Regions from separate parts of the Homo sapiens genome. Here region 2 is linked to region 1. A link is a loop called in an ENCODE intact Hi-C map of the cell type or tissue named here. Cell type or tissue: PC-3. All regions are shown on one strand. Each heading gives the region's core, and the rest is flanking DNA. Links, peaks and the distances in the headings are about the cores only. Region 1 has its middle 220 kb from the start of CTSO. Region 2 has its middle 31 kb from the start of GLRB.

Evidence for each region. A loop is a pair of places that touch in the nucleus more often than their neighbours do. Peaks named below come from ENCODE experiments on the same cell type or tissue, not always from the same donor. Only the 100,000 strongest peaks of a DNase experiment are listed, where the experiment ranks them.
Region 2: it touches region 1 in a loop (13-fold over the local background); 10 of 110 quality-filtered maps call a loop at or near these places.

The regions. Positions count from the first base shown.
Region 1 is chr4:156,163,243-156,179,478 of GRCh38, reverse strand. No RefSeq gene overlaps it. Among named protein-coding and RNA genes, the nearest start is that of CTSO, 220 kb to the right of the region's middle. In PC-3, for the core only: a CTCF peak has its summit at 10,377 (motif pointing left); a DNase peak (open chromatin) is centred at 10,278; H3K27ac peaks cover 579 bases.
Region 2 is chr4:157,037,488-157,053,723 of GRCh38, reverse strand. No RefSeq gene overlaps it. Among named protein-coding and RNA genes, the nearest start is that of GLRB, 31 kb to the left of the region's middle. In PC-3, for the core only: CTCF peaks have their summits at 8,012 and 10,328; a DNase peak (open chromatin) is centred at 8,013.

The DNA.
Region 1 (16,236 bases), core at 5,417-13,416:
TAAAAATAGGAATAGCATCATTTTTAGGCAATGTGTTATATTTTCATTACGTTTAGTATTTCCCTCCTCATAATATCTAATCATTTAAAGGTCCTCAAGATGGTACATGGCTAAATATGTAAAGACAGAAAGTAACTGAACAAAGATACAGTTATAGCTATAAAGTTGATGTTCTTTTCTTAAGGCTTCATGGACTATGCTATCTTTTGGTATTAAGTAAGCCAGGGTCTAAGCAATAAAGACAAATATACACATGCAACTCATTATTGTCACTTTATACTAGATTAATCTCTCAAGATCACTTTTATTATGCCATTTACTCAACTGAAAAATAAGTTATTTTCCTCTTGTCTACCACATCATGTCTAAATATAGGAGCCCCTATAACCTGGCTCAACACCCCCAGTCCAACCTTATGATCCTCTATTCCCCCAAAAGTACTTCTCCTTTAGTTATCCTGGTACTACACTATCCCATTGATAAGCCCTGCTCATGAAAATATGTATCATCTATTGTGCAAGTGAGACATTTCTGAGAGTGAAAGGGGAAGCTATTAAAAATTAGAGTGGGACGATAGTCATATCTAGGTTTATTCCAGACAAAATGGGATGTATGGTAACTCTCCCCTGTTCATGGCCTCCCTGTGCCCTACAAACACTTTACTTTCTCTTACAGGTATCCTCTGAAATCTGACTCAGATCCTGCCATCTTCAGATACTTTTTGTCATGTCAACACAAATTTATCTTTTCTCTGAATTCCTTTAGCACCAAACTACTATCACATGTTTCAATTGTATTCATGTAGCATTGTGATTAAACTGTGATCTCTTTTATGGAAGTTGGCAGCTAATTGTTTTATATAGTCTTTCAGAAGCCTCTCCAGTGCAGGGGAAGTGACAGATACTCAGCAAATACCTGTGGAAATAATTGGATATATCTTTCCACTCCTAAGCTCTCCTGATTATCCAGGAGCATAACAAATTAACTATAATATTAGTTCATTATAATTTAAGCAAGAACATTTTAGCTTATTCCATTCCAAAATGCCTTTACACAAGTAGCAAATAGAGCTCAGAATAAATGTATTTTAATAAAACTAAAATGAAGGTCAGAACATAGGAGGCTGTCTGGGAGGACTAAGCCTGTATGAAGAACTTTTTCAGCTGGCTCAAGGCAAGAAGTTTCACCTTCTGAAGGAAAAAAAAAGGCATAGAAAAATAGAATAAGAATGGACTAAGGACAAATTCTTCTTATTTTAGAGTTGTTCTTAGAGCTAGCACTGTCTGGAATCTTTTTTTCTACCTCATTAACTTATTATGCAGAGGCTGTTTGAAAGTTCGCTGCGCTTTCTCATGCATTCCTGCCCAGTCTGTGGAATGAGACTACACTGAGTATATCCTGAATATCTTCTCATATATAATACAAACCAAAATTATTATGTAAATGATTCTTTATTGGTGTGCGAGGTTGAAGTTCACAGAAGATGCAATCAACAAGCATAAGAATTCATCCCATAAAGATAGGCTCCTCTTTCAGTGCATTTTTACTGAATGCATATAATTCAAACCCATTTCAAAGGCTGTCGGATCCAGGTTTGGTGTTAAGTTCTGTATCTGGTAAAAGTACTGTAGCTAGATTTCCTAATTTCAGATAAGCATGATTGCAGTTTTCCTCAATTTTGTTTCCAGTTTCTAGAACTGCACTTAATTAAAAAATTGGTACATTATCTCATTCTAGTAATTTTCTTGGAAAATTCCCAGGCTGTCTAACTTCACTGAAGACAAGAAATGTAATATAAGTATTGTGTCAGCTCTAATACTATTGGCCACGTATAGCTGTGTAGAACTACAGCGTAATTCTCTGAGCAAGCCATTTCATTGACTAGATGCTAAAGACTAAACTTCTTACTTAATAAGATGTATTTTCAGCCTCATGCCATTTCTGATAGTTGACTTAACTGAGACGAATGAGGCCTAAGCTTGTCACATGTAGTTAACTGATCATTCATTAAGCATTCAAGTTAATATGCAAAATCTCAAAACTACTATTTTATTATTAATCAAAAGAAGAGTTCTACATTCATGTATTTATATTTTTCTTTTATAATTTAGAGAAAAAATGATCAATTCTCTCCACAGATCATGCAAAATCTCAGTAATCCCTGGCCCACCCTGTGATAAATAATATTTTTTAAAAAAATAATGTGGAATCAGTGCCATTTAGCACTTGTATCTGTATTTTAATTATGTTCTGTGTGAACAGTGAGATCAAACCTTTTCATCCGTCAAGAAATGCCTGTCTTTCTTATGGTAATAGTAAGCAGTACTCTGGATACTGTGCTGAAGCATCTTGTTAGCACATAAAATTGCAAGGCGTCAACATCTTGCTCCTTATCTCCACTATAAAGACCTGGCATTTCAAGAAGGAAATGTTATCAGCATTTCTTACCTGTGGCTATATTCAGTAAATTGTATAAGCTGTTTCTCTGAGGGAAAGGAAACGTGCATAAAATTCATGTACTGGCATTCTAATTTGGGGGCCATCAACTCTCAATATGGCTTGTAGCATGAATAATTTAGCTCTAATCCTTTTTAAAAGCCATGTTATAGCTGTTCTGCAGTACGTTTCAGTCAGCATGCAGAATAAGTAAGTTACAAATGTCACATCATAATATGACCTTGACAAAGTAGGAATTAATGGTATAAAGTAATTAAAGAATTCTTCCTTTCAAATGTCCTCTTTGAATCCAGTTTCTTCCTCCTTTCTTCCTTCAAGTAACACATATTTATTAAGTTTTTGAAAGAAAAAACTAGCTCTTGTGGACTATAGAATGTTTTAAAAATGAAATATCATAAAAACGGAAATTAAAATTAGCTAATATTTCTGTCTTGTCATTTTGATGATTTTTTTTCTGGGATCTTCTCTACATATGTAATAATATATGCATGTGAGTATATGTACATACATGTCTGAGTATTACATGTGTTTACAAAACTTACATTGACTATATAGTTTTATATATTTTAATATACTTTTCTAACTCTGAAACATATTTTCATTGCTATATCTAAATTACTTCTTCACTGTATACCTTCAATAGATGATTTGGAATCTAGTAATTGGTATTTATTATGTACCAATAAAATGAAGAGCCCTTAATAACATCAGCAACATAACAGAATAGGAAGCTCTAGATCTTCTTCCTCATGCAGAGACAGACACCAATTCAACACCAATATACAGATAAATTATCTTTTTGAGAAATTCAGAAGCTAGTTAAGTGGCTGTTACAACTGAAGAAAGCACAAAACTAGCTGGATCAAATCTTGTAGGAAAACTTGTGGCACCTTCTTGCCACAGCATCTGCCCCTGGGACAGTACCACATGATTGAGAGGAAAGTCCCAGCTCCCAGCTTCTTTCTAGGGAGGTAAAGAGAACACTGGACTATACATTTAATGTTCTGATATTTAAGGCCATCTGCCTAAATAGGCTTCTGTTTAGCCTGTCTCAGTGTGCTGATGGGACCTAACATAGCACTACATGCCTGGGAGCCACAAGGACAAACAAAAACAAAAATAAAAAAGACCTGAGTGGGTTGCTGTTACTCCAGAGGATCCTCTGTATAGGCCAATACAGCTCGCCAGCCTCTCCTACTGTGAGTAAAGAGAAGACTGGAGAGAGTGACTAATGTTCCGGCTTTTTAGGGGGCTACCTGAATGAATGGAGTCTAGTCCAACTGATGAGATCTAACGTACATTAAATGCCTGGGGCTCTGCTGACAATAAAAAAGGAGCTGCTACTTCACAGAATCCATGATATAGCATAGACAAGAGAGAGAACAAAAGAATATACACTAAAAAAAAAAATACCAAATCCCCCTAATTAAGAATCTAAACAAGTAAGTGCACAGAAACAGAAAAGTATTAAAAGACTTCCAGAAACTCTAGCTGGGCTGATTAGTGAAGGTCTTTCCCTGTACAAAACCTACCCATAAAGACTAGGAAATGTGGCTGTTTTTTTAAAAAGTGTGAATACCAAAACAAAGTTACAAGACCCATGAACAAAGAGGGGATATGGCTCAACTGAAAGGATCATTATAAGGCTTCAGAATTTGTTACAAAAGAAATTAAGGTATGTGAATTATCAGAAAAAGAATTCAAAATAAATATGAAGGAGGTCAGACAAATGAACAAAAGGAGAACTTCAACAGAGAAAGAAAATATATAAAACAAAAAACAGGACATTCAGAGCTAAACAATGCTATAACCAAACTGAAAAATTCATGAGAGGAAGCAGATTTGATCAAGGAGAAGAATCAGTGAACTTTAAGACATGTCATTTGAAGTTACTGAGTCGAAGAGAAAAAAAAAAAGAATGAAAAACAGTGAAGAAAGTCTAAGAGACTTATAGGACATCATCAAGTGGACCAACATATGCATTATGGATGTTCCAGAAGAAGATAGAGCATAAAGGATACAAATCTTATTTAAATAAATAATGGCTGAAAACTTCTCAAATCTAGGGAAGGAAATAATCATCAAGATACAAGAAGTCCAAATGACACAATGAGAATGAACACAAAGATGTCCACACCTAGAAACAGCATAATTGTCAAAAGTTCAACACAAATGGAGATTTTGAAAGCAGCAAGAAAAAAAAATGTCTCTTCATATAGAAGGCAGTCTTCATAAGAATAAGTGATTTCTTATCAGAAACCTTGCAGGCCAGAAAGGAATAGAATAATACATCCAAAGTGCTGGAAAAAAACAAACAAACAAAGAAACAACAACAAAAACAACAAAAACCCACTAACAACAACAAAAAAACAGCTGACCAAGGATAATATAATGCAAAACTGTTCCTCAAAAAAAAACAAAGATAAATATTTTCCCAGATAAACAAAAGCTGAAGGAATTCACTACCACTAGACCAACCTTACAAAGAAATGCTAAAGGGAGTTCCTCAAGATAAAATGGAAAGATGCTACAGAGGAACATAAAAGTGTGTAGCTCACTGGTAAAGATACATATATAAAAAAATACAGAATACTGTACTAATCTAACAGTAGTGGGTAAATCACTTTTAATCCTGATGAAGTCCTACACACTGAATGTTAATGTCTCCATAATTTATATGCTGAATGCTAATTCCCAATGTGATGGTATTTGAAGAGGGAAAACATTTGGTAGGTGATTAGTTCATGAAGGCAGAGCCCTCTTCAGTGGAAGTAGTGCCATTATAAGAGAGACTCCAGAGAGCTCCCTCACCCCTTCCCCCCATGTGACCACAGCAAGAAGATGGCCATCTGTGAACTAGAATATGCCATTGCCTCAATCTTGGGGTTTTAACACTTGAGAAATAACTTTCTGTTGCTTCTGAGGCATTACGTGTACAGTATGCTGCCATAGCAACCTAAACTAAGACAGAAATTGGTACTGAGAAATGGAAGTGATGTTATAACAAATTCCTAAAAATGTAGAAGTGCTTTTGAAATTGGATAATGACTAGAGGCTGGAAGAGTTCTGAGGTGCAAACTTAAAAAAAATTTACAATACTATGAATGGACCTTTAAAGGTGATTCTCATAAGGAATCAGGAAAGAGTAAAACTATAGAGAAAGCCTCAATCTCCTTAAGGAATACTTTGGTAATCATGAATAGAATGTTGGTATAAATATGGATGGTAAAGACCATACTGATGAAGCCTCAGACAGAAATGAACATGCTGTTGGAAAATGGAGGAAAGGTGATTCCTGTTACACAGTGACAAGGAAGTTGGCTGAGTTGTGTTCATGCTCTAGTGCTTTGTAGAAGGTGGAAAGTGTGAGTGATGAAATTGGATATTTAGCTGAAGCTATTATTAAGCAAAGTGGTGAAAGTATGGCTTGCCTTCAACTGAAAGCCAATATGGAAGCAGCTTAGCTGCTGTATTATATTATGATTACAGTGAAATGTGAGAAGAGAGAAATGGCTAAAAGACATAATTTTTCAGTAAAAAGAAAGCAGAACTTAAAGATTTGAAAAAAAAACCTAGCCTACCAATATTGCAAAAAAATGAGAACACTATGAATGTCGCCAATTGTCCATTTGATAAGGAGATTAGTATTTATCAGTCATCTCAACAAAGGCCAGATGTTATTCTCAAGACAAGGGAAGAATAGCTCTGAAGGTGATTCAGAGATGATCAGGTTGCCAACTCCCATCACAGGCCACAGTGCATGAGCCTTCAGGGCCCAGCTGCCTCCACCTAGGTTTCAAAACACAGGACCACCTGGAGCCATGGGACTATGATTTCAGCCTGGGTGAGCCAAGGGCATTGGACCCAGCCCAACAGATCTGTGGGACCCCAGCAGAAGGCTAAGGCAGAGAGCCACTGTGGGACCATCTCTACCAAGCCAGAGGACTGACATTACCACTGTAGTAGGCCTGGAAGACGGAGTAGCGTGCCAAAGAGGATTATTTTTGAGCCTCAAAAGGTAATAAAGTTTGCCCCAGTAAGTTTTGGACTTTCTTGAAACCCAGTACCCCTTCCTTCCTTCCTTCCTGTTTATCCCTTTTGGAATAAACGTGTCTATCCTATACCTGTCCCACACTATTTTCTGAATGCATATAACTTGTTTGGTTTCACAGGTTCACAGCTGGAGAGAAATTTTGCTTCAGGATGAATTATAGTCTCATTCATTACTAATTTAGATGATATCTATTAATAGATGAGGCTTTGTATTTTAGACTTTAGAGTTGATGCTGGAATAGGTTAAGACTTCGGGGGTTATTGGGATAGAATAAATGTATTTTGCACGTGAGAAGAATATAAACTTTGGAGATCAGGAGCAAAATGTCAATATCTAAATGTTTGTGTTCCCTCAAAATTCATATGTTGAAACTTTACCCTCTGACGTGATCTTATTAAGAGATGGGGCCTTTGGAAGGTGATTAGGTGATGAGGGCAGAGCCTCATGAATGAGATTTGTACCCTTATAAAAGAGACCCCAGAGAGTTCATTTAATTTTTCAGCCATGTGAGGACACAATGAGAAGACAGCTGGCTATGAACCAGGAAGACAGCCCTCACCAGATACCAAATCTGCTGGTTTCTTAATCTTGGACTAATAAGCACCATGAGAATTTAATTTTTGTTTAAGCCACCAACTTATGGTATTTTTGTTATAGCACCCCAGATTGACTAAGACAAGTACAGAGATGACTTTTTTTTTCAGAGAACTTACAACAGAATATATTTTCTAAGAAAAGTGGCACATGTGCCTCATCTTTTTTTATATCTTTATGTAGCAAATCAGTCATTTAAAAACTAGTGTGTGCCACGTGGGGTGGCTTATGCCTGTAATCATAGAATTTTGGGAGAATGAAATAAGAGGATCATTTGAACCTAGGAGTTTGAGACCAGCCTGGGCAACATAGCAAGACCCCTCTCTATACAAAAAAATTAAAAAATTAGCCAGGGGTGATGGCATGCGTCTGTAGTCCCAGCTACTTGGGAGGCTGAAGTGGGAGGATCACTTGAGCCCAGGAGTTTGAGGCTGCAGTGAACTGTGATTGCACCACTGCATTCCAGCCTCAGTGAAAGAGCGAGACAGTGACTCAAAAATACTAAGTAAATACAATTAAAAACTAGTGAAACATTGAATGTTTAGGAAAAGTAAGCATTTTTTTTTTCTTATTGTAATACATGTTCGTTGTAGAAAATTTAGGGGAAAAAAATCTATTCTTATTGTCCAGGGAATGTTGGCAAAAATGGCCTTTGTTTGGATAATTTGATTGTTTAATTTCCTTTCTCTGGACATATTTGAAAACCCTAAAGTTATCAAAGTAAATTAAATTCTCCATATTTAATTAAAGGTTTGCATGAAGGCACATTTTGGACTGACGACTTCTAAATTCACATGGTCAACACTGAGAGTCAGGCTCTTTGAACTTTTTCCTGATAAAAGTTCAGAATAAAGTTTAACATGCTTAATCATTCTTAAATTGTCGGGTTTTTCTACCTTATTTCCTTTATTTCTTTGTAAGAAAAAGAAAACTTTGCCAAATGGTGGGGGCGGGGAGTTAATAATGTATTTTAATAGAATGTTAGACAGTTTCTTGATGAGCTCAAATTATGAAATAATGCAGGAATCATATAACTTATTAATAAAAATATGTTTACATTATAAAGCCAAAAACAATGTAGAGCCCTTTGTTAATTGTATGGCAAGTGGCATGTGGTAACCTTCAAAGTCTGACTGCATTCCCTCATGAGTGTTCACCATTTTTTTTTTGGAGATGGAGTCTCGCTCTGTCGCCCAGGCTGGAGTGCAGTGGCTTGATGTCCGGCTCACTGCAACCTCCACCTCCTGGGTTCAAGCAATTCTTCTGCCTCAGCCTCCCGAGTAGCTGGAACTACAGGCGCCCACCACCATGGCCGGCTAATTTTTGTATTTTTAGTAGAGACGGGGTTTCACCATTTTAGCCAGGATGGTCTCGATCTCCTGACCTCATGATCCGCCTGCCTTGGCCTCCCAAAGTGCTGGAATTACAGGATTGAGCCACCATACCCTGTGGTGTTCACCTTTAGAAAGGGCTCTGATGGTGACTCTGATACATATGCAAAATAACCTTCTGAGAGATTTTCTGCCACTTAGGAGTAGAAGATGTTCTCTTTGCCTCCATCTCCAGAGTAAGGGAATAAAGTAACAGTTAGAAGGTAGAAAAATAAACGGCCTAGCTTTCCCCTCCTGATTATATCAATCAAAAGTGAAATTAGCAGCCCCTGCCATATTTGTTTTTCATCTCTTGCCCAGATTATGTCTGCATGGAGGGCTGAGAATAATATTTCAGAAGAAGCAGGTAAACTATAAACAACCACAAGCAGGTTCCCCTTTACCCTCCTCTCTTTGGTTACTATCAGTGTCTAGGAGCATGTCCTCTGTAACCACGCATACTTTAAAATTGTGGATTAACTTGTTGCTTTTGAATTGTTTAGCTTTCATTATAATATCTAGATATCAGCTTCTGAAGTTTTAAAGAAATTTTGTTATTAAATGAATGGTATTGCTGATCATTACAAGCAGTTTCTTCAAGATGCCAATATCTATACTTAAAAAAATTCATTGAATATAGTGGAACTACTATACATGGTGTGCTGAGGTGCATTCCTTCCAGACTTAGGGTCCAGTGATGTTCATGTTTGCTTCTTGAAACCACCCATAGTAAGAATAGTTACATCAGAAATGCAGAAAAACATTACAACAAAGGGCATTGCTCTCCTGGGAAGCTGGTTGTTAATGCATAAACCTGAGTAAATCTCTGCCAGTCTTTGGTCTTTTTGCTCTGGGATCCATTCTTCAGCTTCCTCCTAATCTGCAGTGTTCTGCAGATGGCCGTCTCCGAGATGCATTCTTGGGTTCCCTTGTAAGCTGGTTGCCAGCTGGTTTCAAACAATGGGAGCCACCTACAGGAAATTGTCAGATGAAGAAAAGGAAAAGCCAGACAGGGACTCTGATAGCAATGGCTTCTCCTCTGTAGCTCTAGATTTTGCCAGAGAGTTGGACATAGTTTTCTTCCAATGTGTCATCTTGGCCCTTGTAACACTGCCTCTTCTCTTGTCCCTGCAGACTTCAAAAGGTAGCAACTTCTTGTAGATGCTAATTTATGAGTTGCCTCCGAGGCCTACATTTGGCTTCTCAGCTCTTCAGAGTTGCATGACCAGTTCCCTGCATAAAATGTTCTTTATTTTCATAGTAAGTTGGTAATATTCTTTAATTTTGCTAGGAAAGATAAACCACGCCGTAAATTTAACAGGAATTTAATATGAAATAATTATTAAACTATGATAGGAAAGCAACTATAAAGATACAGAAGCAATTCTAAAGGGAACCCTATGCTGAAGCTGACTTTCAAAGGAAGGACAAACTTAGAAGGTGGGACCCTCTTCAGGGCTGAGTTCTCATCTTGGAGAAAGCATGTTTGCAGCTCATGGAATAGCAGAGAAGTTTGTTAGGTTGGCTGGGACAAAGCTGGTCTGCATTCATCACACAAGAAAGAGATAAACCTCCAGGGTGCTGGCAAGCCAGGTTGGTCGGCAAGTACACAGAGGAAATCTGGACACTCTGTGGGTGTTATGGGCTTGGAGCATGCAGTGTCAGTATGTTCGGGTGGAGATAAGAAGCCTTGGGAAGGTAGTCATAGGGCTTAGGCAGGGCCTATGAGGTCACTGACGGATTTTGCCTTCTGGGTGTGTGGCTGGACAAGGCATCACTGAATGTTCTTACACACCCACACAGCAGGACTGCAGCAGGAGCCAGAGAGGGCTGAAAATCCAAAGCAAAACAGCCAAAACTGGAAAGAGAAGCCCCTTCCTTCTGTAATGTGACTCCAGTGCCCTCTATTGACAAAGCTTAACATGGTGCTGTGCTTAAAGAGAAATGTTTAAAGCAATCAGTCCATTACTTCAGAGCAGGCACTGAGGGGTCAATTTGGAGGTAAGGGCAATACATAGAAATTAACACAGTGTATTTTCTGTGTTCCTGGTTGGGGTCTGATTAATAAAATTCTCAAAGTTAACGCCTTCATTTTATATTGTTATTTTGTCCTATAATCTTTTGCTGTTGTTCAGTTTTAAAATATCAGATATTTATCATTATTCTTGATGACTCAGTTTCCTTCATGCCTTGGCCTTGATTTAACATCTTTTTTGAATGTGCCATCTACTTTCTACCTTCTTACCATCATGCTAATTCGTATCCTTATCATCTATCTCAGGGAATAGTGTATTTATTCTTGAAGTGAGAAATGACTAACTGCCTCTTTAAATGAAAAATGACTAAGTCCTTCTAATTTACCAGACACTGTGCTTGGCACATGGAATAGTCAGATGTGATTCTTTTTTCTTATATAGCTTAAACTTTAGTTTAGAGATTAAGGACACTGACAGTTGTATAATTAAAAACATTAAAAATGTCCCTGAAATGATGATGATGATGATGATGATGATGATGATGATGATGACAGTAATAGATATAGTCATACACGAGAAAATAGCTAGACAACCTGAGACCAAAGGTTATGCCTGAAGGAGCTGGTGCTTGAGCTTAGTATGATGGCTGAATAGAGGATAATTAGGTAAAGGGGTGGGAAAGGGCATTCCAAATGTAGGGCACATGTTTAAAGGCAGGAACATACTTATTTAATGATCTTCAAGGAGGCCAATCAATGTGTCTGGCATAGAGAGACAGCAATACCGAAGCATCCTAGGAGATGGGGCTTTAACAGCAAGCTAATATTTGGACCATGTGACGATTTGAAAACAATATTAAAGATTTGGGTGTTTTTCCCAATAGCAACGACAATTATTTCCAGTAACCTCTTAACTTGTTAAGCTTCCCTTTTATAGTTTTCTTCTGGCAAGCCTCCAATCTGAATTCTATGTATTTTTTCCAGTTTTTCTTTACTACCATAAAAATCTATTCATGTAAATCCCTATCTTTTTGCATATTGCACTCATATACCTCTTCTACCCTGCCATTATTCTAACCCCACTAAGGTAGGCCAGCCTCCAAGATAGCCTTCAAAGTTTCCCTACTCCATGTTCTTGTGCGGTTGAATCAGACTAAGTTGTGTAAATAATTGCAGATTGTGAAAATGACTGTGTTCTGTGGCATCATCCTTTATTCGTTCTCCTTCTCTCAGATCATTATCTCAGAAGGAAGCCAGTTGCCATATTATGAGAACACTCAAGAAACCCTATGGGGAAACCCATGAAGCAAAGAATTAAGATCTCCTGTCAACAGACAATGAGGAATTAAAGCCTCCTGCCAATAGCCAACATAAATGGAGGCTCCTGCCAACAGCTATGTGAATTATCCATCTGAGAAGTGGACCATCGTTTCTCAATTAAATCACAAAATGATTGAAGTGCGGGCCACCATCTTATCTGCAAGCTCACGAGAAATTTGGAACCAGAACAACCCAGCAAAGCCACTCCCAAGCTCTAACTAATGAATATGCCCATAGTTAGTTACTCTTTTGTACTCTTATCAATCGATACTCTCTGACTTTCAGTAAATCTGACCCCTACCAATTACAATACCAGAGAGAGTAGTTTCAAGAAGCCATCCAAATACTGAGTTTCTTTTGCCCCTAATATTCTGTTACTGATATCTGGGAAGAAATTCCATATGATACTTTGGTCCTTAGGAGATGCACAGGCTTAGATATATGTAGAGTCCCATTTATAAGTATGCACAAAATATTATAACAGTCACTTTTAATCGACCTATACAAAATGAAAATCTTAGATCAAACATGTATCATACATTTATTAGAATGTATTGTGATTATTGATTTGTTTATAAGACTTCTCGTTAACTTGTAAGCTATTTCTGGTTCCGAAATCTATTGGAAAAATGTAATAGATACAGAGAATCATGGGGCTCAGTAAAAAGCATCCTATTAATATTATATCAATTGATCGCAGAGTCCTAACTCCTGTGAATGTGTGCTTGTAAGTTTGAAATATACACAAGATCAGGTCACTACCAGAAATCAGGAAACCAAGAGTCTTAAGAGGCAGAATAAATACTGAAGGACAAACAGTAGGACAAATGGAGAAAACAGACAACTAGCCAAAATCAAACTTTTTCAGGCATCTTAGAGAAGAAGTAGAACAAGAAAATGGAAAATCACCAAGTGATCTAGAGGTATGTTTGAAATGATTATCTCTCATCTGCATTTTGAAGCCAACATTTAAAGAGAATCTTGTGGCTGTTGTATGATGAGACATTCTAAAACATTTTCTAGAAATGAATTTAATTTTTGACTGACTCATGCATATCAGTTCAGATAAAATAGGAGTGTAGTATTTATCCTCTATTTTCTAGTTCCAATGGTGGAAATTTTGCAAATCCACCTTGTGTACTAATAATATTCAGTCTCAGTACTTCCCATACCTGATAATTTCTCAAGACAAGGTGAATCATGATAACTTTTCTCTGCAGTGATAGCTAAAAGGTGACTCTGCATCATAATTTCTTAGTAGGACTCAATGTAAAACTTACCTATTTCTCTAGAAAAATCTCAAGAAAATGGAGCATCTTAAGCCACACTTCGCCACCTAAATTCACTGGCTCAAAACCACAGTGGTAGAGTTGCATAGTGGTGAGAGATCATATGGCCAGAAAAGCCTCAAACATTTGCTATCTGGCTCTTTGTAGAAGACATCTGTTGATCATTGATACAAAGTAATGAAAAGGTTCTATAAGCCACATATGAAAATGCAATATCAAAGTAAAACCCAATATTCATGATAATTGGTGATTGGCTCCTGTGTTTTAGCCAGACTCATTCTCCAATGACGGCAGTCTAAAATTTGTTATTGTTTGTTTGTTTGTTTATTCTTCTATGCGAGGGTGGGAGAGTTGAAAATGAGAGTCCTGGTGATTATTTGGAACTTTCTCAGCCCATGACAATTGTTCACGTTGTATGGAATCAGTCAACTCCCCACCTATTAAGAAAATATCACTCTCCCCCCCACCTTTTTTTTTTTACAATAACTGGTAGAAAGCTGACTGAAAATACTATTTTTTTTAATTACTCTAGTAACAATACATCCCACATTTTCTATGAATAGAATCCACTTACATTTTAAGACAGAATTTTACTAAACTTTGTTGTTTTATTTTATATAAGATATTCAGAATAAAAACCTGAAAAATAATATAATTTCCAGAATGAAGACGAGTTTTCTGATATGATAAAGGAGAACTGATTATATGGAATTAAAGATTTACTTCTCAGTCATAAGAACATGTCTGGAAGTATTGTGTAGGTTAATATTCATTTGTCATATTAACAAAGACACTAATTTTCCAAGTTGCATAGAAATCCTGAGGTATGAGGTAAACACAAAACAGCATTTGATGAAAAAATGTTATATGTCCCCTATGATTTTCATCTACGGAGTCATTAATTAAGTCGGATGGTATGAAGCAGTGGTATCAGACCTGAGATAAAACTTGTTGAGAAACAAGCATCTTCCTTTGTGGAAAAAATACCAGACATTTAAAATCACAAAAGCTGAGACTGATAGACCGCTGCTTTTGAGGAATATAAATTTTCCTTGTCTCTCCCAGCCTCTACAAATATAAATGTGGTCATTATCAGAATGTGTTTCCTGTTCTAAGCTTCAGACTCTTAAACCCAACTGCCTATTTTCTAAAGGACATCTTTAAATAAACATAACCAAAACTAAATATTTCATTCCTTTATATCTCTTAAGCCTGGTCCAGTCTTCTATTTTACTCTAAACTGTACCAGTATTCACCCAATTGCTCAAATCAAGAAAGACAAAAACGAACACTTATGTATTACCTTTTGATTTCTCCTTTTTTAAAAAAAAAAACCCACATCTAATATATCGATATATCCTAATTGTTCTACCTACAAAGTATTTTTGAATCTGTCTGCTTCTCTCAAACTCAGGATCATAATCATAGTCAATGTCATCATTGTCTCTTCCTCAGAACGCTGAAAACCTACTTATCTATTTAGACTCCCTCCTTTCCATCTTTGTCTCCCACCACTCCACCGTCTACACAGGAAGCAGAGTAATCTTTTTGAAATATAAAACAAATCACATTACTATCCTGTTTAAAATGGCTTCTTACTGCTTTTATACTATAAAATCTATATTATTAGCCATGGCTTACATCTTGAGTTGATCTTACCACCACAAACACATTCTCTTATGCTACTCTACCCTCCCTAATTCTGATCTTCCTAATTCTGAAAGAAACTGAAAGACACCATGCATTCTTCCATATCAGACCCTTTATATAAATATCTACTGATCCTTGTATTTAGAATGGCCAACCCATGATCTTCATATTTTCACTAGGCTGATTCCTTCTTAAGCTTTTAAGTCTTACCTTAAATTTGGTGCACTCAGAGAGGCTTTCTGACCATGCCCTCAAAGGCAGTGGCTTACTCACTGAGTGATTGTTCTCTTTTCCCTATTGTTTTATTGTTTAGCTCCTTTATAGTACATGATATCCACCGTTAAGTATTCTGTTGATTTATATACATATATATCCTGTCTCTCTCTAAATTGGAAGATCCATCCGGGCAAGAACCATATCTATTTCCTTCAACTTTGTATCTCCTATACCTTATATGCCACCTGGGATATCTAAAACATTCAAATGTGTTTGGTATGTGAATAAATACGAATTAGGCTCCAAGTTTAATTTGTCGTTAATTAGTATGAAATATAACACAGAGCCTTGCACACATTCATCTGGTGTGGAGTGAAAGGAATTTGTTTATATGTGGAAAATGCTGTAATCATATTTTAAATATGCTTAGTTCAACAGACAAACAATTGAATGAGTTTAGCAATGTTTCAAAATGTTGTGCGGCTAGAGTTCCTTATTTCTTTTTGTGATAACTCATGTGAGTTATCATCTTAATTTCCAAGAGGCTTCAAAGCAAAAATCCTAAGCAATGATATTTTCTCCTTTTCCTTGAGTCAAATTCTGCTTTTTGATATTTCCAAAAGGCCAGAAACACTGATTTGTTTTGACTATGTTACTTGTTTAGTACTTGAAATGATTAAAAGTTTAAAAACTTCATTTTTTTGTATCAGAATTTTTATGGAAATTCCATACTTAAAAACACAGTACTCTAGAAATTAATCTGAAACAGTGTCAGTTAGAATTTTGTTAAATGTCTACCCCACCCAAATGAAGAACATAAGGTTTAATATAATGCTGCTATAACTTTGCACTCACTGTGTGCCAGGAACTTTTCTAGGCACTTTGTATATATCAAATCATTTAATGCACCTACAAGCCTTATAAGGTAGGTACCATTATTATTCTCATTTTGAGGTAAGAGAAATGAGTTACATAAAGGATAAGAAACTTACTGAAGATTAAAGTTAGTAAGTTACAAAGCAGAAATTCAAACCCACAGTATGTGTCTACAGAATGCAAGCTCCCAACCCATTACACTGTACTACTACCTTTCTAAAACATTTCAATCATCTTTACAGGATTGTTCAAAACCAGCTCCAATAAAACCAATAACATGATAGTACATAATATCACAAGTCAAGCCAGAACAGGAAAATTATCAAAGTAATAAATATTCCTAGCTAGTTAACAAAGTAAAGCAATATTTAAAAACAAACAAGAACAAAACCAAAACCAAAGCAATATTCTTACATAATTTCCTGGATGGAGAAT
Region 2 (16,236 bases), core at 4,397-12,396, 880 kb before region 1:
AAATAAGCTTGAAATAATCAACTCTACATTTGGAAAAAAAAAGTGTTAAATCATTTTTCGCACCAGCACCAAAATAAAATCCATGTGGATTAGAATCTAACTGTTAAACAACAACTACAACGAACAACCCTTGGGCCCGCGAATTTGCAGAGGCAGAAAAAGTAAAGTGTGTTGTGAAGGTGATTCCACCACCAGGGAGAGCGCACTCCTCAATTCTCAATTTAGAAGCAGCCGTGGAGAGGAACGGACAAGGAATAACTTTCAAAAAAGCCCAGCCAGGAACCACAAAGTACTTGGACAAGAAAGTATGTCCCAGCAAGCAGAATCAGCGACTCATCAAGAAAGTTCTGGAAAGAAAGATCTGGAAATGCAGCCCGCTAGAATTTCAGCATTGCTGAAAACTGGCATTTACTATGTGTTTTCTAATTTTTCTTTTTTTCTCTCTCTCTTTTTTTTTTTAGTTTTTTATTTTGTTTTTTTTTTTAGTTTTTTTTTTTTAAATTATACTTTAAGTTCTAACTAAACACCGCATGTTCTCACTCATAGGTGGGAACTGAACAATGAGAACACTTGGACACAGGAAGGGGAACACCACACACTGGGGCCTGTCATGTGTTTTCTAATTTTTCTTTTTCCAAATGGGAGTGTTTATTATGGTATTCTACTCCAATATATTGTAGGTTTTTGTGTGAGGTGGGGGGGGGATAGGGAAGAGCAGATAACTTGTTTTTTAAGTTCATGGATAACTAGATCACAAGGAGCCACATCTGGACTTCATGGAGAAACAGCACATGACCTAGACATCCCTGCACTTTGAACTTGATGAAATTTTCTTGTCTCCCTTGGGGAGGAGATGTGGTAAACTTGTACCGTGCCAGTCTAGCAAACCACAAAATTCTGAGAATTCCCTTCCCTGCAAAGTTTCAGGTTAGCTTGTGCCACAAGAAGCATTTTGTATGAGATTCCGAAGGGAACAGGAAGCAGCAGCCCGATTCTTTGCATGCTCGGGTCCACTCTAGAGGTCCAGCACTGCTGCAGCTCACAATGCAGCGATCTGCCAGCTCCCCTCCTTGGTTTGAGGCGGCAGCCAGCCAGCAGCTTCTTCCGTTCCCGACAGATCTCCTCCTTCAGCTTCTCTGGTTCTGGGGCAGGTGTGTGTGTGGCTCCATGACAAAGGACTCCAGCTTCTGCCAGAGGTCACACTCAGTGTCATAGCTGGCGTCTTCAAGGCGTTGAGAAAACAATGCAGGGTTCATCTTGTCCTTGGCGGGTCCAGTTTGGTGTTGTTCATTCCCATTTCGTTTTCTTCTGTCTTCCTCTAGTATTTGTTTGGCTGACCTTAGGCCCAGCCTCAGGTGCTGAAGTAATCGCTGTCTAGCAGCTGCTTAATATAGAAAGCGAATTGCCTATAATAAATCCTATGGTTTAAAATGTTCCCTGTGGCTCTGCTCCTCTGATTAAACTCCAATACAGAAGATTAGTATGTTCTGTGGATGAGAAGAGTAAGGGCATCTTTGGTGACCAGAGGGCAGACTGTCAGATTCCAGAAACACACCCACCAGAGCACATAGGGAGGGAGAAGCTTTTGTCAAAGAACACGGTGTAACAAAAAGGAGGACAGCATGGCTATAAATGGCAGGTTGAATGGAGAGATGAAAATGCTACCTTATCCTTTAGATAGGAGGCATGATTATCTGGTAAGGTAGGAGGCCGGGAGAAGGAAAGTGGGGCTTTTCAGAATAGAGGAGGTATATGAAATAGCTGCTGCACACTGGTTACTTGACTAGAGTATCTACAGAATAATAATACCAAAAGTTTATTGAAGGGATATTGCAGCCATTGTATAGGCATTTTCTATACAAGAACACATTCAATCCTCACTAAACCCTTACAGGTGTGCCATTGTTATTTTATTTTTATAGATGAAAAAACTGAGGCACAGAGAAAATAAGTACCTAGCCCAATGTAATATTTTCAAAAAACTAGCCAATATTCCAAAAAATATCTTATGCTAGAAAACTATAATTCTTGGCACATAAATTTCCAATGGACTATTAGATATTTTCATTCCCATTTTACAGGTAGGCATAATGAGGCCCAAGGAAGTTTACTACTGTGCCCAGGTTATATACCAAAAATGCTAAATTAAGATTTGTTATGAGTGATAATAACACTGGCAACCAGAACCCTAAGGATTTATAGTTTTAGACTATTCATAATATATATAATGAATATTTTATTTATGTATATGTACAAATACATACATACACATTTATATAACACCTATGTATTACATTACATTAATACATTAATATGTGTTACAGATAAAAATCAGAGGCTAAGAGTATATAAAGTGACATCTTAAGTAAACTTGGAAATTGAGGGATATGATTGTTAATTTTATGTGTCAACTTAGGGGCTAAGAGAAACGTGTCTTTTTCTTTTTTTTTTTTTTTTTTTTTTTTTTTTGAGATGGAGTCTCACTCTGTCTCCCAGGCTGGAGTGCAATGGTGCGATCTTGGCTTACTGCAACCTCTGCCTCCCAGGTTCAAGCGATTCTCCTGCTTCAGCCTCCTGAGTAGCTGGGACTACAGGCCCGTGCCACAATGCCCGGCTAATTTTTTGTATTTTTAGTAGAGACTGGGTTTCACCGTGTTAGCCAGGATGGTCTCGATTTCCTGACCTCATGATCCGCCCGCTTCGGTCTCCCAAAGTGCCAGGATTACAGGCATGAGCCACCGCTCCCATCTGGGAAATGTGTCTTTTTTTGTCGAGATTAATCACTAACCTGTGTAGTGTGAAATGGGCCCTGTGTAGTTAACTTTCCACCCAGTGACTTGTAGATGTCTTCAGTGAAAGATAACATAGGGGGATGAGTGTTAGTGATATGGTTGAATGTGTGTCCCGCCCAAATCTCATATTGAATTGTAATCCCCAGCTTTGGAGGTGATGCCTGGTGGGAGGTAATTAGATCATGGGGGCAGGTTTTCATGAATGGTTTAGCACTATCCCCTCGGTACTGTTCTTGTGACAGTGAGTGAGTGAGTTATCATGAGACTCCTGTTGCTTGGAAATTGTGTGGCACCTCCCCGCTCTATCTCTTAGTCCTGCTCCTGCCATGTAAGATGCCTGCTCCTGCTTTGCCTTCTGCCATGAGTAAAAGCTCCCTGAGGCCTCCCCAAAGGAAATGCTGCCATGCATCCTGCACAGCCTGTGGAATTATGAGCCAATTAAACCTCTTTTCTCTATAAATTACCCAGTCTCAGGTATTTCTTCAGAGCAGTGTGAGAAGGAACTAATACAGCTGGTTTCTGCTCTGGCAGACTAAAAATTTGGTAGTAAGAGTAGATGGTTTGGCCTTGGTAAGTGGCAGCCCATGCTCTGGGGCTCATGCATTTTCCCTATCTCTTGTACCATGACTATTCCATCATATATCCATATGTCAGCATTGGATTGGTGGGTACAGCAGCTGGCCGACATCAACTGGCTGAGTGACTTTGTCTAGCTTGATAAGTGACTCTTTCTTTCTAGATGTTCTTTGGTGATCATTAACATGTAATACAGAGATTTTCACATGTTGTAACCACTCTCACATGTCCATCCAAATGCTCCTGCTCAAGAATTCCGTATCTCAAATCTTTCAATCTTACCACTCCCAGCTCCCAGCAGGGAGACAAGCCATTTGCCACTGACCATGAATCCATATATTTCTAATTTAGAGCCATTTATCTTTTTACACAAAGTTAATTACCAGGTACTTGCCAAAAACTCTTTCCACTGAAAAATTTTCCCACATACCAGGCTGTCCCACACTGGAATCAAGCTTGCCTTTTTCTCCTCCCATTTGGCCATAAGTATGAGCTGAGAGAGACACACTGTGCAGCAGTGGTAGATGGCATGGGGATCTGAGCTGCATCGTTGGGCAACTAGCTTGTGCCTTTCATTCCTGCTCATGCTTACTCCCCAGATGCACCACTCCCATCTCACAGTGGATTGTTTCTAAGGTCATTTGACATCCTTACATGGCAGAACTGATAGAACTCAGCTTATGAAGGGCAGTTCTGGCCCCGTGGTCACTCGATTTTTACGAGACCACAGTAATACACCAAAGGCTACTTTTGAAAAGGCATGTACTTATTTACCGAAGGTGACATGGCCTTGCTACAGAGCCCTAAGGGTCTATGTTACAATTTTTCTCATTGGGATTTTCCATAAACTCATCATAGCGTATTTCACTACTGGTACATTAAACATCATTACAGAGATTTTTAGAGACTATAGGGTTGCTACAGAGCCCTTTTCTGCTTGGGTCCTATTCAAAGGTGGAAGACTCTTGTGTTACCTGGTATAAAAGTCAGAGCAGTATTCCTAGATGTGGCACATGGTGCTTTCTTAGCACAAACGGGCCTACCTAGTATTGTCCTTCCTTCTTTGTAATAGGAAATACAGAATGCAATAATTTATCTTTTAATGTGGAGAGTAAAGGATCGCTCGACCCCTAAATGTTTTACTGATGTGATGGATCCCTGAATCACTGTGAGTTTACCACTATTTGTAACACATGGATCTTACCAAGGCCTCTAATCACCTAGGCACTTCTTGCTCATCCAGTCCAATCAAGATAATGGCATCAATATAGTGGGTCTGTATGATGTGTGGAATATCCAGAGGATCTAGATCACTTTATACTGTAACAGTGCAAAACAGTTATCATAGTCTTGGGACAAAACTATACCTGTCTATTCCAAATAAATGCAAAGTGTTTATGATCCTCTTTTCTGATAAGAATAGAGCCTGTAATCCCAGCTCTTTGGGAGGCTGAGATGGGCAGATCACGAGGTCAGGAGATGGAGACCATCCTAGCTAACACGGTGAAATCCCATCTCTACCAAAAATACAAAAAATTAGCCGGGCGTGTTAGCGGGTGCCTGTAGTCCCAGCTACTCGGGAGGCTAAGGCAGGAGAATGGCGTGAACCCGGAAGGCGGAGCTTGCAGTGAGCCGAGATCGCGCCACTGCACTCCAGCCTGGGCAACAGAGCGAGAATCCGTCTCAAAAACATAAACAAATAAATAAAAGAACAGAGGAGAACATATTCATCAACTCAATGGCCATATACCATACACCTGCTATGCTACTTTAGCACCAATAAGCACATCTGGCCTAGCAGCTGCAACTGGGACTACTACTTGGTTGGCTTTGTAGTAGTCCACTGTCATCCTCCAGCCAGGCAGCACATGATCCAGCTCTGAAATCACATTTTAGCGTCTGCTTGTTTGAACACTCCTTGGCACTAACTGCTGCAATCTGGCTTCCATGTGAATCAGCCTCTGAGAAGAAGATTAGATTGCCAGACGTTTGTTAAGAATTGCTCTTAGGATTTCACAACTGTAGAAGAGTTATAAAAGAAACAGAATTTCAGAGAAGGAAAATGCTGTCCCAATAAAAGCTTCTGTGGATTCCATGGAGAGATATGGAGCTGGGATGACCTTCTGAAGTCGTCCTGAGTTGAGGAGAAGGGACTTGGTCTTTACATCCCTATGTTGGATGCAGGCTAACCCTGGAAGTAAGTGTAATCTTGAGTGAGCCAATTTTCTTCAGCTGAGACAGTTCCCATAGAGGGCTGACAGTTGAGAATCATCTTCCAGTAGCATTTCCAGCATCTGAGACAATAAGTCCTTCATGTATTAAGGGAGATACGGGCTTCTCATAGCTCAAAGCACCCACCACTATCAGATGACTGTATGTGGGGGACAGTTCTGGCCTTTTTATGTTGTTCCATTGTTCAACTTGTCTATTCTTGCACAAATATCAAATTGTTTTAATTACTATAGCCTTAGAATTGGTCTTGATATTTGATAGGGTCTAGGATTGTTTTCCTCCCTTAATATTGTATTGCCAATATTGGTCTTCTCTAATAAGTTTATCAATTTTGATTTTTAAAAAAATCTGCTGGGATTTTGGTTATGATTGCATTGAATCTACACATTGTCTGGAGAAAATTGACATCTTTATATTATGCCTCCCAATATCATACCTTCCAATAATCATGAATCATCTCTGCATTTATTTAGTCTTCTTTAAACTTAATGAGAATTTTAACTCCTAGTATAAAGATTTTGAACATATTTTGATATATTTTTTCCTTGATATTTGATGTTTGTTGATGTTAATGTAATGATATCAATTTTTCATTTCACTTTTTTGTTGTTTTGTTACTGGAATGAAATGTTTGTGAATTGAACATATACCCAATAACTTTGCTAAATTTACTTATTAATTCTGATTATTTGCAAGTTGTTTACATTTTCTAGGCACATGATCATTAGGCCTGTGAATAATGATGGTTTTATTTCTTTTTTTCTAATTATGTCTTTTTTCTTGCCTTATTTTACTGGCTAGATTTGCAATACAATATTGAATGCAATATTAATAGTGAACATCTTTTTCTAATTCCTAATTTCAAGAGATCATTTTTCAATATTTCCCCATTGTATAAGATTTCTGCACTAGGTTTTTTATAGATATTCTTATAGATTATGTGTAGGTTAATATGTTTCCCCTATTCCTAGTATTTTTGGAGTTTTATCATAGATAAATGTTGAATTTTGTCAAATGATTTTTCTAAATACATCAAAATAATCATGCACTTTTCTCCCCTTTCTTCTTTTTTCTTTGGTATGATCAATTTTACTGATTGATTTTTCAATGCTAAACTAAATTTGAATACGGGAAAAATCCCATCTGATATTTTATATATGTAGACAAACGCTAAACTTTAAATGCTCATATTTTATTAAGGATTTTATTAAAGATATTTGCGTCTATGCTCATGATTGGTCAGTAATTTACCTTTCTTGTAATTTCTTTTTTAGGTTTTGGAGTTAAGATTTGGGTGCTAATCTCATAAAAAGAACTAGAGACTATTCACTGTTTTCAACTTCCTGAAAGAATTGATGTCTGATTTATGTTATTTCTTATTTGCATTTATTCTTTTTATGTTTGCAAAGATGCATCAATGATTCTATCTGAGTCTAGGATTTTCATAATTGTGAGAAGGTTTTTAAATAATGTGTTCAATTGTTAGACTATTAAAGAATGACATTTAATCCCTAAATATTTGAGTGTGTGCTTTTTACCAAGTGTTGTATTGAATGAATGTTATGTATCATTGTGATAGAGGTCGATGAGGGTATTAGTCCGTTCTCACACTGCTATGAAGAATACCTGAGACTGGGTGATTATACACAAAAGTTTAATTGACTCACAGTTCTTTATGGCTGGAGAGGCCACAGAAAACTTACAATCATTGTTTAAGGTGAATGGAGAAGCAAGGCACATCTTAACATGGCAGCAGGAAAGAGAGAAGAGCACAGGGGAAACCATCCCCATGATCCAATCACCTCCCACCAGTTTCCTCCCTCAACACATGGGGATTACAATTTGGATTACAATTGTTGATGAGATTTGGGTGGGGACACAGCCAAACTATACCAATGATACATGGTGATCCTATGTTGAAGATACAGAGGTGAGAGGTAAGCACGTACCTGCACTTGTGAAATGTATATTCTGGGGAGAGGAGGGCAGACTTGTCAACAAAACAGTAATAAATACAAAATTTCAATTTTGGTGAATTCCAAGCAAAAGTTCATGGTGTCATGAAAGTTAAAAATTGAATGATTTTATCTCATTTAGACATATCAGGAACAACTTCCAGGAGCAAATGACATTTGTAAATAATTAAATGTTCCCCCTTATCTTTACTTAACACATTTTTGTTATTTCTTTCATTGTAAAAGAATATTTTCTTAATATAGCTGTTCTTCTGAAAAGCTACTCTTCTAACTTGGGTTGTACATTCAATCACGCCTCTATTAGAGTCTCAAATGTCCATATTAGGAGGAAAGCTGGATTCTTTCTGCGCTTTCACCTCTCCCTACTCAAATGGGACAGCTTGATTTCTCACTATTCTCTACTGCCATTGCTTCTCCCTACCACATGGTGTCCCTGTTGACAACTGGTCCTCCACAGTCAGCTAGGTGATTGACTCCATGAATCTCCAAAGCATTCTAGTCTCAGAATTAAAATGAAACAAGGATCTCAACTTCTGGGATTCACATAATCCAGCTACCTGTGCTCATCTCTCTCAGCTATATTCAGCCATCTCTCAGTCTCTGAGAGTACTGTTTCAAAATTTTCACAGCAATTGTCTTTGTAGCTCTGGAGTGGTACCTGGATGCCTAGAGGTATAACTTCACTTTATAACTCTAAAAACTCAAAAAGCCCTATATACCCCTCCTGTCAAATTCACCCTCCTACCCTCCTAAAGATTGTTTGACTAAATGTCCTGAGCCTATACCATCTAAAACCTCGAAGATGCTTGTATAGCTCCTTTCCTACACCAAGGACGCTATTATGTTCAGAAAAAGAGAGGGACCTATTTTCAGATCTCAAGGGAGATTTATCCTCCTAAGAATTACTGAAATAAGGTTCTAGCACTTCCATCATTAGGTCAAAGAAAGGAAAAAACAAAAACAAGTTTAATATATGGTATGCGTGTTATATATACACACACACACACACACACGTTGTTTAATTAAACTTCCTTTTGTTCTAGGTAACAGTAGTGTGGAGAAAATATACTGATTATTTATAATCTTATGAAAATACTTCAGTTATTTAACAAAAACCATCAGACCGCTCCGTGGGCTTTTCTTCTCTGCTATAAACAACAAGGTTCTTTAAACCTTTCCTAAGGTCACTATTTTCTAAACATTATTCATTTTTCTCATTCTTCCCTGATTTTTTCTGGTTTGTCCACATCTTTTAAAAAGCACAGTGACCAAAAGTAGCCACAATATCCTAACAAATAGCTCATGAATGCATAATATGGCAGAGAGATTACTTCCAAATGCTTCATGAATTATTCCTTTTAATAAATTCCAGAATCCTAGTTGCTTGGGGTCAGCATCAACACCCAAGGATTTTCTTTTCCGTGTTTGCCTAGTCAGTCCTTTCCATTTATTTATTCCTTTAGTAAATTTTAATCCTGTTTTAAAAACCAGTATTTTTGCTAATGTCACCTTCATTCTAATTTTCGTATGTCAGAATAATGGAAAGATTTCTAAATATTACATTCTTCCGCATCTCAAAGTCTATATATGCTAGATTGATTATTCAGTAGTTTCAAATTATTGAGTTTTAAAATATTATAGTACTTTGTATTTTCCCTTCCAAATTATAACATTTACAAAGAAAAGCACGATTAAGACAATAATTCACAATTGCCTTCTGATTTGGGGCAAATTAAATTGCATTTACTCCTACTTTAGCAATAATGCAGCAATGTCGTACAAAACAAAGACCCAGTTCTGTTACAATTGAGCACTTTTTTCAACAAAGTGCTATCACTACAGAGAATTTTTTCTTGTAATTTAATTTAAATAATGTATTTATTTTTGTACAGATGGAGTCCCGCTGTGTTGCCCAGGCTGGTCTCGAACTCTTGTTCTCAAGCGATCTTTCTGTCTCAGCCTCCTAAAGTGCTGGGATTACAGGACTGAGCCACTGCACCTGGCCTCTTTTAGTTTTATGTACCAAGACAGCTATGTGCTTGGAAGAAATAGGTTAATCAAATCATTTCTGCATGTTCTTTATAGCATCATTATTTTATGTTAAGGTCATGGATGTAAATTCCACACCATATCACCCCATTCAGAAAATATTAATAGCAAAATGTATTGGATTGTTCTATAATTCATTGAATGAAATACCTTCTAATCCCTAGATCTTGAAATGACTTTAGAAATAATCAAATAAGACCCCACAATGAGAAATATGAGGTTCAGGCAGTTTTTAAGAGATTCGCCCAAAATCAATTAGTTAGTAATCAAAAAGTGGATTGAAAACTAGTTATTCAGATGCAAAATCTTAAGTTATTTCTTCTACACAACATCATCTCCAGAATTTTCCATTTCAAAAACTTTTAATAAAATGTAGAGTTAAATATGAAAATATATAGAAGTTTTAAATCTATGAACTTAAGCACCAATGAGATGTAGCTTTATAGCAGAAATATGTTTTATTAGTATTGAATAGTTTGTTGTAAATACTATTTGTAATGAGACCCAAATGAATTTTGATATGCATAATCAAATAATGTAATAAACAAGCATTGTCAATGACTGCTTTGTAATTGTGCTGTTTTTTCAACTTTGTCATTCAGTTCCCAATCTATCCTTTTATATAGTGTGCTCTGTAAAGCTGGAACCACAACTCTGCAAATTACACTTCAAGGACTTCTTTACCAGTGGCATCACTTTAAGTTCCACCAATAGGAGGAACTAGAGGGCGATTAGGAGATAGGAGGAGAGGGGAAGGGACTTTTTTACTCCTGTTTGCTTGTAGTGCCTGTCAGCAGCACCCCAGCAGTGACAGTTGATTTCAGCATTCAGCCTTTTCCGCTTCACTTTTCCTGCTCAGAGGTATCAGCTGCAGCCAGGCAGTGCCCACTACTCAGAGGTCTGCTACTGGGTTCTGGTTACTCTATTATCTTCCCTTTCTTTCCCAGTCCTGGGGGTGAGAGCTACTTCCTGCTCTTACTTCATGTGGTTTGCTTCAGTGCTTCCCTTTGCTCCCAAACCCTCCAACAACTGGTTAACAAATTTCCTATATTAAATCTCTCCATATTTAAAAACTTTTGATCTCCAACAGAGTACCCAAATCAAGAGGAAGCCTTGACATTTTGTTTCTCTTTATTAATCAGAATGTTGTACTATTAAATTCAGAATTCTCTACTATTTGAGAGAAGGGGAGAAAAAATTGATAGACTTAATTTCTAAGTATCTACCTTCTCTGGAATAAAGTCCTCTACAGATAATCAGTCATGTGAAATAACATATCTTCCACCAAAAGTAGATTCTAAAGTCACGTGCAAAACCAAAATAGGGTCCAGTGAAATTATCCTTGAAAATCCCTTAACAGTTCATTAATACAGTACATGTAGTTTTGAGTAAAATACTACGTTTAAAATATTTGACTAAAATATGCATAAAATGAACATTGTATTTTACTAGTACCTATGCAAAATATAATTTAAATAATTCTATTTAAATTCTCAGTTTTTGAACATTTGTCAAAATCTTACAGTTCAAATTTAGAAGTGGATTTATACAATCTACTGGATCACTGAATTATGCAACTAAGTCAGGTATTTGTAGAGTTGTGAGAAAATGTAGAAATTAAAATGTTATTTGTTCCCTAGGATATAGTTTTGGAATCCAAGAAACATAATGTTAGCTAGCCAAGTTTTAGTTGTCTAGAAATATAAGACCTTTAAAAAATGGTGATATAAGCATATAAGTACCGTGTTAATTAGAAATGATTTAATGTACTTCTACACATCTATTTTATAAGGATTCCTAGGAGGATTTAATAACTAGAGTGAATTTGAACATAAAATAAATGTTTATAATTGTCTATTAATTTTCAAATGGATATGATATTACTCTGGAAATACTTGTAAAAATACTCTTGTTTTTAAAAACTGTTGCTATTAACTTTTACAAAAGATAGTTTTCATCATATAGATGCAACATATCATAAAGATACAGAAAAAGACTTCGTTTTTTTAAATGCAAGGTTTTACAGGAATTTTTCTATATAGTCTTAAGTTAATCTTTTTTGTAGTTAATTTTTATCTAGATAAATTCTTGTGATTCCTGCAAATGCTATGTTATTAATAATTTGTTTTATGGACAATTTTATTTTCACTCAGAATTTACATCACTATCATTTTGGCTTTTCATATGTTTATTCAACTATGTTATTCTCTATGCATTTATTCTATGATTTTAGAAAAACTGTTTTCCTGAACCAGCAGTATAAACAACTATGGCAAATGATTTACTTAATTATACAAGATAACTAACAAAATTAAAAATATGTAAATTATAATCCAGCTATTACCCTCACCATAAACTGTGTGATAGTAAAGTGGATATTGAAAAAATTATTTTCAACACCTGTGACAAGGGAAAAAGTTTTTAAAAAGAAAAAAATTAAAGGATAATTCAGACCAAAAATTACTTCCTCATAAATATTAAAAATATAGAAAAAATGGCGTGATTATTTAAATCATCTTTATTCATATATGGAAAGTCTGTGTTGCTTTGTGTACTTTGCTTGGTATGACTTTTGTATTAGTCTTTAAAATTCACTAAGCTTCAGACTTTAAATATAGGGTTCTTGACTGAGTTAGAAAGCTCTTCTACAACTAATAGTCTCCCAATATAATAGTCCTGGGCAAAATAGCACATAGATAAAATTTGAGTCTCTTCTTTTACCTTCTTTCTCTATTACTTTGCTTTCCACCTAGGACATGTTGGAGCTCCAGGAAGCTCAGATTGTTTACTTGGCGCCCTGACTAAACCTGTCATCCATAGGTAGTGCTTCAGCATTATCCTTTCCTTTTTATTCCCAGTGACATTCCTCAAAATGCATGCAACCCATCACAGCTGGAGGTAAATAATCTGATAAAAAGATTCATATATTTTCATGTTTATAAAAATTACTCCAAGACTTCACAACTTAGAAATTAATATTTGGAGATGATATGATTTCAGATAAAGTAATACATTTGTAGTAAAATGTTAGTGCAGCAGACCGCTTGGGAACCAGTTGAAGAGTTTGAGTTTCTATGACATATATATATATTTTTAATATCCTGCCTTTCAGCTTTGAAAAGTAATATCAAATATAGCAAGAGGGGAAAGGTCTCTGATAAGGATGAGCAAGGGGAATGATCTTTATGACGGTCTATGAACTTAGAAGTTTGAAAATTTTTACTTCATTGCAAACAACTTCTTCACTTGTTAGGTTGGTAAACTGTAATTCTTGAACTGAAAAGGCCAAGCCAGAAGAAAAAGAAAATTAATCTCACTTCAGAGAAAGACATGGGTGATAGTCCTCCTCATAAAATAATGTGATTATTTTCTGTTTGGCCACCAAAAAGTATATTTTTCAAAAAACTTAAAGATGGAATTTTGGCATGATTTTATAAAACTTGAGCCAGATTATCTTATTTTATTTGGATCCCTGGTTTATCTCAAGAGTTGGAATTCAGGGCCAGCCCATTTGTGAAACTTTCTAATTATCTTCAGAGCCTGAACTAAGCCCTACACATCTTTACAAGAACTGCTTATCCCAGAATCTTGGCAGTTTTGTAAAGAAATGGTTACCTTCAAGAAAAAGTATGCAGAACATAATTATAGTCAAATAGTCTACCTAACAAGACTCACAGTACTAATTATGATATTTGACATGTTAATACTTTTCATTGTCACAAACACAATTTACTATTAATGAAATAATTCATGAGATGTCATACAATATATGTGAAACAAGATTTTCTCAGTTTCGAAAGTATCTACAGTGAGCAGCTTTGCAACTTGGGGAACTGAATTGTTTTAATGATTGTATAATATATCAAATATCTTTAAGTTGGTATACACAATGCGGGTACATGTTATTTATTATCTTTGCTTTATTAGATTACCCCCATTAAGTTTGTTACAAGTGTAGATATGTAGTTCTACTCATTCAGTAGAATTTTGCAAGGGGTTGACCCCTTCATGTTGGGAAAAATATTTTTATTATTCCAAAATGTGGTCCCTCATGATGAGCAGGATTTTGCTTGTGATTTTCTTTTGCTGCATTCTTTTTTTTTTTTTTTCTGAGAATCCCAACAAGATAAGCATGGTTTCAGAGTTTAAAAGAAGCTTGTGTTCAAACAATTATAGCAAATGGTTAACTTATTTAATTATACAACTGGGAAAATTGTAAATGTAGAATAATTATTGCTATTAAACTATTAAAATAAACTTATAAGGACTTAATTGTGGTTCTAGCATTGAATAAAAAGAAAATCTGAAATAGAGTCCTGATCTCTAGGGGTATACATCTCAAAAATTAGGCACATTTTAACATTATGCATCTTCAACGAAGTTAATATTCAAATAATACTAAAAATAATAAATAATAAAAAAACTCAAAAATGACCTCTTTATAGCACTGATGTATCTACATATGCAATCCTAGATATCGTGTAAAAAGTGCAGATCATGATTCAGTAAGTTTGGGATGGTGTCTACATGTCTATTTCTCTAAGAAATTCCCACATGATGTTGACACTGCCCGTCCGTGGAACACGCTTTGAATACTGAGGCACTAGAATAGCACTAACCAATAGAACTTTCTGCAATGATGAAACTATTCAATAGCTGTGCTTTCCAATATGATAGGCAGACATAGATAGCTATTGAGACTAGACATGTGGGTAGTGGGACTGAAATTTTACTTTCAGTTGAATCAATTTGCCTATATATTGCCATGTATATCTAGTGACTGTCTTATTGGAGACTGCTGCTGAAAACTGCCTAACAGTTAATACAGTATCCTTAGATATCCAACTTATAGTCTAAGAACTAAAGGAAGCTACTTCAGTAAATAAATATAATGTTCTGAATAATCAGCTTTTTGTAATAAGAGACATATCTTCTAAACTAGGGAAAATAGTTGTTGTTTGGAGGTAAATTTGAAGAATTAAACACATGTTTAGCACAAAATAGCACTGCTAGTGAAAGGCATGCATTCTCAAAAGGCGGATAGTATCACCAACAAAATAAAAGTTGGTTCTTATTGAGGGGGCAAAAATATTTAGATGTTACAATGGTTTGTACCCTTCCAAATCTCAAACTTACCTGGGAAAATCTTATTCCTTAGTATTTAGTTTATCTCATTAAAAAGACTTTCCATTTATTTTTTTCTCTTTAGAGGGCTGATCATGTAAAAAACGACTGATAAACACTGGTCTAAGTAAGTATCATGATAAGGTGTACCTGAATTTGAATCAGTTCATTTATTTGACAGCTCCCTAAATGGCTTGCAAAATAATATAATTTCACTTTTTAACTGTCAGAAAGTGTCATAAATGGGACAGTTTTAGGGGACGACTTTCTCTAAGTGGGACTTGAATTTTTTTTTTTTTCATTTTTTGAGACAGGTTTTCTCTGTTGCCCAGGCTGGAGTGCAGTGTGGCACAGTCCCAGCTCACTGCAGCTTCCATCTCCTGAGACTAAGGCAGTCCTCCTACCTCAGCCTCTCTAGTATCTGGGACTACAGGCGCATGCCACCACGCCTGGCTAATTTGTTGTATTCTTTGTAGAGATGGGTTTCGCCATGTTGCCTGGGCTTATCTTGAACTCCTGGGCTCAAATTATCCACCTGCCTCTACTTCCCAAAGTGCTGGGATTACAGGCAAGAGCCACTGCCCGTCCTTTGATTTTTTTTAAGAAAGCTTGCCAGGCATTTCTCACTTTCCTTTGAAGAAACAAAAAGTTAAGGGGGAAAGGAAAGATATACAATTAGTGTGGACTTATGAAAAATGTCACAAGATACATTCGTGATAAAATTAAAAGTCAGTTGTAATTTTTTGACAGTTAAATCAACTTGAGAAACATTAAGATCATTACCAAACTGTTGAGATGCTCACCTCCTTGCTTAAGACTTGAACTGTGCAATTAGTTTAGGAAGTCCACATATTCTGCCTGTGCAAGCTAAAACACTCAATGATAAGATCTGTATACACCAAAAACCCAAATGTGAAATATCTGTGGACCAGAATTTGAGGTTACTGCAGTGCTGTGGCAAGGAGCAAAAGCTCTCAAGGATCATGAAGAGGAATTTTGAAATTGCCATTTCCTCAATGTTGTTGGCTAGCCTATTAAATGATAACATTTTCCTAACTGTGAGCTTAAGCAATAACAATTTCTGGTATCAGGGGAGGCGTGATTTAGTCTGCACTGATGACTGTCCCCATGTTCTATGGAATATTTGATAGAAATATGACTTATAGTTAGTGGTGTGCTAGTACATGCTTAACAACCAGCTCTTTGGGGAGACAAAATCCATGATTTATAGAATTTTCCAGTTGTCGTAAAATACTCCCAGTATGTCTAACAAGACATTGCTGAATATGGAACTGGACGAGATGTATGGTATCACTGAATTCTACAGTATTTCTACCATACAGATACAATAGGCATAAATCACCTCAGAAGAATAGATAATAGTAAAGTGCAGTAAAATAATTAAAAGTGATGAGTTTTAATTATTTATTACCGGTTATTTTAATATAATGCATTTAATTGTAAGTTATATTAATTAATTTTTGCTA